Regions from separate parts of the Homo sapiens genome. Here region 2 is linked to region 1. A link is an interaction called in ENCODE POLR2A ChIA-PET data of the cell type or tissue named here. Cell type or tissue: PC-9. All regions are shown on one strand. Each heading gives the region's core, and the rest is flanking DNA. Links, peaks and the distances in the headings are about the cores only. Region 1 has its middle 5.3 kb from the start of HACE1. Region 2 overlaps LIN28B (lin-28 RNA binding posttranscriptional regulator B).

What was found. Peaks named below come from ENCODE experiments on the same cell type or tissue, not always from the same donor. Only the 100,000 strongest peaks of a DNase experiment are listed, where the experiment ranks them.
Region 2: POLR2A ChIA-PET joins it to region 1 with 5 read pairs; 5 of 35 experiments call an interaction of 5 or more read pairs at or near these places.

What each region holds. Positions count from the first base shown.
Region 1 is chr6:104,863,787-104,866,607 of GRCh38, forward strand. No RefSeq gene overlaps it. Among named protein-coding and RNA genes, the nearest start is that of HACE1, 5.3 kb to the left of the region's middle. In PC-9, for the core only: no CTCF peak of the experiment used is centred there; no DNase peak of the experiment used is centred there.
Region 2 is chr6:105,071,369-105,074,189 of GRCh38, forward strand. All of the region lies in intron 3 of LIN28B (lin-28 RNA binding posttranscriptional regulator B), which reads left to right. Among named protein-coding and RNA genes, the nearest start is that of POPDC1, 64 kb to the right of the region's middle. In PC-9, for the core only: no CTCF peak of the experiment used is centred there; a DNase peak (open chromatin) is centred at 1,523.

The DNA.
Region 1 (2,821 bases), core at 216-2,715:
TTCAGAGCAGTGTCACTGAGGTGGCAACTAGGAAGACCATGGCCAAAGCCAGGGTAGGGTAGGTTGAAAATCCCAAGAAATGGAGTGGACAGAGGAAGCTATCAAAGGAAAAACAAAGCAGACTGTAGGTCTGGAAGTAGAGGCAGGAAATGCAGGGGACACATAAGCCAGTAGAAGGGACTTTGGAGTTAGCAATGAGAGGCAGCCACGGGTCTCACTAAACTACACTTTCATCCAGTACCCATGCTACAGAATTTCTTAATCAAAGTGAAGGATCCTACATTTGTCCTGCTGGATTTCATCTTGATTAGTTTTTGTTGTTGTTGTTGTTATTGTTGTCGTTTTGAGATAGGGTCTTGCTCTGTTGCCCAGGCTGGAGTGCAGTGGTATGATCTCCACTCACTGCAACCCCTACTGCAACCTCCGCCTCCTGGGTTCAAGCAATTCTTGTGCCTCAGCCTCCGAGTAGCTGGGACTACAGGTTAGCGCCAGCATACCCGGCTATTTTTTGTATTTTTAGTAGAGGCGGGGTTTCACCATGTTGGCCAGGCTGGTCTCAAACTCCTGGCCTCTGGTGATCCACCCACCTCAGCCTCCCAAAGTGCTGGGATTACAGGCATGAGCCACCGCACCCAGCCTGAGGTCATTAGTATAACCTGAAAAGATATTGCTGGGTCCTGCATCTATTAATCAGTTGTCTGGTATCTTCTGTGCTGTGTATCATGTGCAGACTTGACAAGCTCCCTCTCTATATAGGGATTGAAGTCACAGATTAAAATGCTGAAACAAAAGAAAGCAAAAAAAAAAAAAAAAAACCTCATTGAAATTACAACCTAAAACTTTCCCAAATTATCTTTGATTCATTAATGGGTTCTTTAGGGGAGAATATGTCATCGCCTATTAACACATCTAACTGTCTGTGTACTGAAAGCCATTAGAAATGTTGTGTACAGGCTGATTGCGGTGACTCACACCTGTAATCCCAACACTTCGGGAGGCCAAGGCGGGTGGATCGCAAAGTCAGGAGATGGAGACCAGCCTGACCAACATGGTGAAACCCTGTCTCTACCAAAAATTAGCCAGGTGTGGTGGCACGTGCCTGTAAACCCAGCTACTCAGGAGCCTGGGGCAGGAGAATTGCTTGAACCCGGAAGGCAGAGGTTGCAGTGAGCTGAGATCGTGCCCCTGCACTCCAGCCTGGGCAAAGACCCAGACACTCCCTCTCAAAAAAAAAAAAAGAATTGTTGTGTACCTTTTGATTCATTCAATTCACCTCTGGGCATATAGTCCAAAGAAACAACCTGAAATAGAAACAAAGGTGTATAGATAAATATAATATTTATTTATACAGAAGTATTACTAAATTCCTAGTGAACAAAAAAACATACTGCCTGTAGGAGGGGAATAGAGATATTTCTTAAATAATGTTTTTCAAATAATTATGCTCACGGATATGTAATTGTAAGTAGAGATAAGTGTTCTGAAAGGCTGGAAAAAACATTCTGTGAAAGACTAGGAACATCTAGAGAGGATTTCCAAAAAAACAGACACTTAACCTAAGAATCAAAAGATAAATAGAAGGTATCTAGGCAAAGGAGCTAGGGTGATAAAGAATATTCTTGGTGGGGCGCAGTAGCTCACATCTGTAACCCCAGCACTTTGGGAGGCTGAGGCAAGAGGATCGTTTGAGTCCGGGAGTTTAATACCAGCCTGAGCAACATGGCGAGACCTTGTCTTGACAAAAAAATTTAAAAATCAGCCAGACATGATAGCGTGCCTCTGTGGTCCCAGCTACTCCAGAGGCTGAGGCAGGAGGATCACTCAAGCCTAGGAGAATGAGGTTGCAGTGAGCCATGTTTGTGCCACTGCACTCCAGCCTGGGTGACAGAGTGAGACCCTGCTTGAAAAAAAAAAAAAGAGGCCGGGTGTGGTGGCTCACACCTATAATCCCAGCACGTTGGGAGCCTGAGGCAGGTGGATCACTTGAGATCAATAGTTCAAGACCAGCCTAGCTAACACGGTGAAATCCTGTCTCTACTAAAAATACAAAAATTAGCCGGACATGGTTGCATGTGCCTGTAATCCCAGCTACTCAGGAGGCTGGGGCAGGAGAATCGCTTGAACCTGGGAGGCGGAAGTTGGAGTGAGCTAAGATTGTGCCACTGCACTCCAGCCTGGGTGACAAAGCGAGACTCCATCTCAAAAAAAAAAAAAAAGTGCTCAATGGAGAGAATGGAATTTGCAAAGATCCTATGGTGCATGAAATGTTCAAGGAATCTAAAGAAAGTTGTATTTTGGTTATGTCATTGAAAGTCAAGGAGCAAAAGGGAGTACACTACGAAATGGTGAGAGAGGAAGCAGTCCATGTGGGGCTTTGCTAGCCATGATAGGGCCTTTAGCATAAGAGCAGTGGAAAGGCATTAAAGGATCTTAAGCAAGTGGGAATAATATGATCAGATTTGTGTTTGGAAGGAAAACGTTTACTCCACCTGAAGGATGAAGAATGAATTAGATTGACAGTTGGATAGATAAGCAATAAATAGTTTGTGGGCTACTTACTATTTAGTCCAAAAGATGATTGTCTTTTGGACAGCATAGTGGTTATGTCAGTAGAGTAAAATGTTTTCAAAATAACATTGAGAAATATTTTTGTAATAAAATCAATAACACCTAATGATGGACTGCGTATGAGAAATGGGAAACAGAAAATGGATTATGCAATTTTATGTATGATGGCACCATTCCTGGGAAAAGAGAACACTGAATAGAACCAGGTATGGAAAAGGAGATTGTGTCATGGAAAGTTTGAGGTGCCTTTGAG
Region 2 (2,821 bases), core at 186-2,685, 210 kb after region 1:
ATTCTACTATCTGCAAAATGTTTTTTGGTATATGTGGCTTTAATTTATTTTTCATTTTAACAAGTTTATAGCTTAACAATAACAATTAGTTATTGTTAGCATTATTATTATAATTTAATTTTTCTAACTTTTTACCAGTATGGACAATGCTGTTGTTAATATCTTAGTACCTGAATCATTGTGTTTATCAGTGAATATTCCTGTAGAGCAAATTCCTAGAGTGAGAGTTACTAGGTCAGAGAGTATGTGTATTAATATTTTCCAATATGCTGTCAAATTGTCCTCCAAGAGAGGCAGTCTCAATTTACATTCACTCCAACCAATATAATCTGATTGCAATATTTCAGAGCCTAAATAAATCATTCATACTGCAGTGTGATTTAATGGGCTAACTAAAATTTCCATCTTCTCTCTTTTGACTGGAATTTTATTGAGTGAGTTTGATAGCACTGATTATATAGCATATCAGCTTAAAATTCCAATTTATAATCTTAAACATATGATTAAAGAGAATAGAAAAAGTATTCACAAATTTTTAGACCAAGTTTTTCAACATGTAAAGTATAGGAGAGATGAAAAGAAAATTCAGCCTTGGCAGTGTAAAGAATCTGGATTGGACTACTCCCAGTCTTTTGTTTTATAGATGGGATGCTCAAAGAAACACGCTGACCTCCCCAGTAACAAAGTCTCAGGAAAAGTCTACTTCAATTCTTTTGTGTCTGTGTGTGTGTGTGTGTGTGTATTAGTGTTTTAAATTCAAGATCCTAGATATTTTAGACTTACATATAATAAAATTACATCAATATTGTTGGGTATAACATTTTTATGTAATCAAAATGGAAGTGAAATTTAATTGCTTTCAATTAAAATTCCTTTCTAGATAATCTCTAAATTTCTTCATCAATACAATTTAGATATTGTAGTTCCCAATTCATAGGCTTTGGGGGTGGATTAAATTATATAACACATTAAAAACCTTTAGCACAGTGTCTAGAATTTAGTAAGCTCTCAGTGAATTGAACCTGTTTATTATTTCTGTTATTACCATTTTAATTCTCTTAAAAGTAAAAGTATGTTTAGTCCTTCTGTATATAGAATATTTTGTTTTTAGCATGATTAAGGTAACAGAGGGGCATGATGCTGGCTTCTATATTCCAGAAGATCCAAATGAAAACTTTTCTGGTGTTAAATGTGTATTTATTATCTAGGAAACTTTTTAAAAGAACATAAATCATCAGTATCACCAACTAACTATTTTTGAAAACTCAGTGTTTTTACCACTGTACTTAGAATATATAAAAATTTAAGTATGGAAAACATACTTAAATAAAAATTAACTTTACTAAAATTGTTATTGTTTAACTGGCTTACAATCTTATGAATTTGGTTATGAGAAGAATGAAATAAAAGAAACTAATTCATTAAAGTATAGGTTGATAGAGGTCAGAAGACATGTACACTATTAAAGAGACTTACTAGTTCTGTGACTCATCAAAGTTTCCTAACTCCTCTCTTGGTATTTTGGGGCTAGTCCTGTGGAGTGAGTAAACAATACCCAAATGTTTATTTAGATTGTGTAGAATCAGTCAGAACAAAATGGGGCCTTCTTTAGGAAGGTTGGTTCCAGGATCTGCCCCTCTTACCTTCAGGAGGTGTACAGGGTAGGCAGATTGCTTCCATCAATATGCTCTGGATCCTTTGCTTGTCAGCTCTCTGTGGTTCTCTAATAACCTTTCTGCCCACCCACCTCCCCACCACCAGCTGGCTGTGATCCAGCACTTCCATGTGTTCAGTTGATTGGCACACAATTTTAATTAAATAACAAGTATTAAAACATACTAGAATAAAAAATAATAGAGCTGAGGAATGTTATTAGTATCATTTCTGGATTTTAGTTGGACTGTACCAAGGTTTAAAATGATCTCTTCAAAGAATCAGTTATTTTTCCTTCAGTTTAGTTCCTGTAATTTTTTTCAATCTGTGACTTTTCTTTAGCCCCTCTGCCTCCCATTTGGAAACTTTATTAATCCTTTTTTTAGTCCGTTTTTCCCAGGAATTTTTATGAAATTCCTTTTCTGTATTCGTACCTTCTTCCTGCCCAAAGCTTGCACTTCTTTCTCTACTCTTTTCTCTGTCCCTGATACTGCTTTACGTACTATCTTTCAACAATTCCTTCCCCTTCAGAAGCTTACAGATCACTGTCAAAATTATCCTTAATGCCCCCATCAGACCCTCAGAATGTGGATTTGAGTTTACATATAAATTCTTATTAACTTAAAATGTTCAAGTACTGTGAAGAATCCTAAGATACATTTTTTTCCATTATACTTTTAGACAAGCAAATCTGGATCTTCCTCTGTGGTATCGCCCCTCTTCCCAATTTTTTTCATCACTCTCAGGATCGAGAGGGAATATATAACTGATGAATATTTTCATTTACACCATTGGAATATTATTTAAAAATTAATGTCTATATTTTAACCTAGTGGTTGTCCGCTGTGCTCAGCTCCATTATTGCTGATATCATTTGAAAATATAATCTGCTTATTCAGTTGTTTGGATCAAAAAATGCAAACATTTTTAATGGTCATAGCAGATCTAAATTCTGATTTCTGAATTAGTTTTCATTTTTTGATGAAATCCTCAGAAATTTGGGTATGTTTTGATTAACTTATTAACTAGTGTAGGTGTTTGGACTTGATTTTTAAAAACTCATGTAATTACTTCAGAATATAATTAAATAGTTCTAAAGGTCTAAACAATTTGTTTTTATTTATTTAACCATCATAAGTGCCTCTATTCTATCCATTGTTGCCATTCT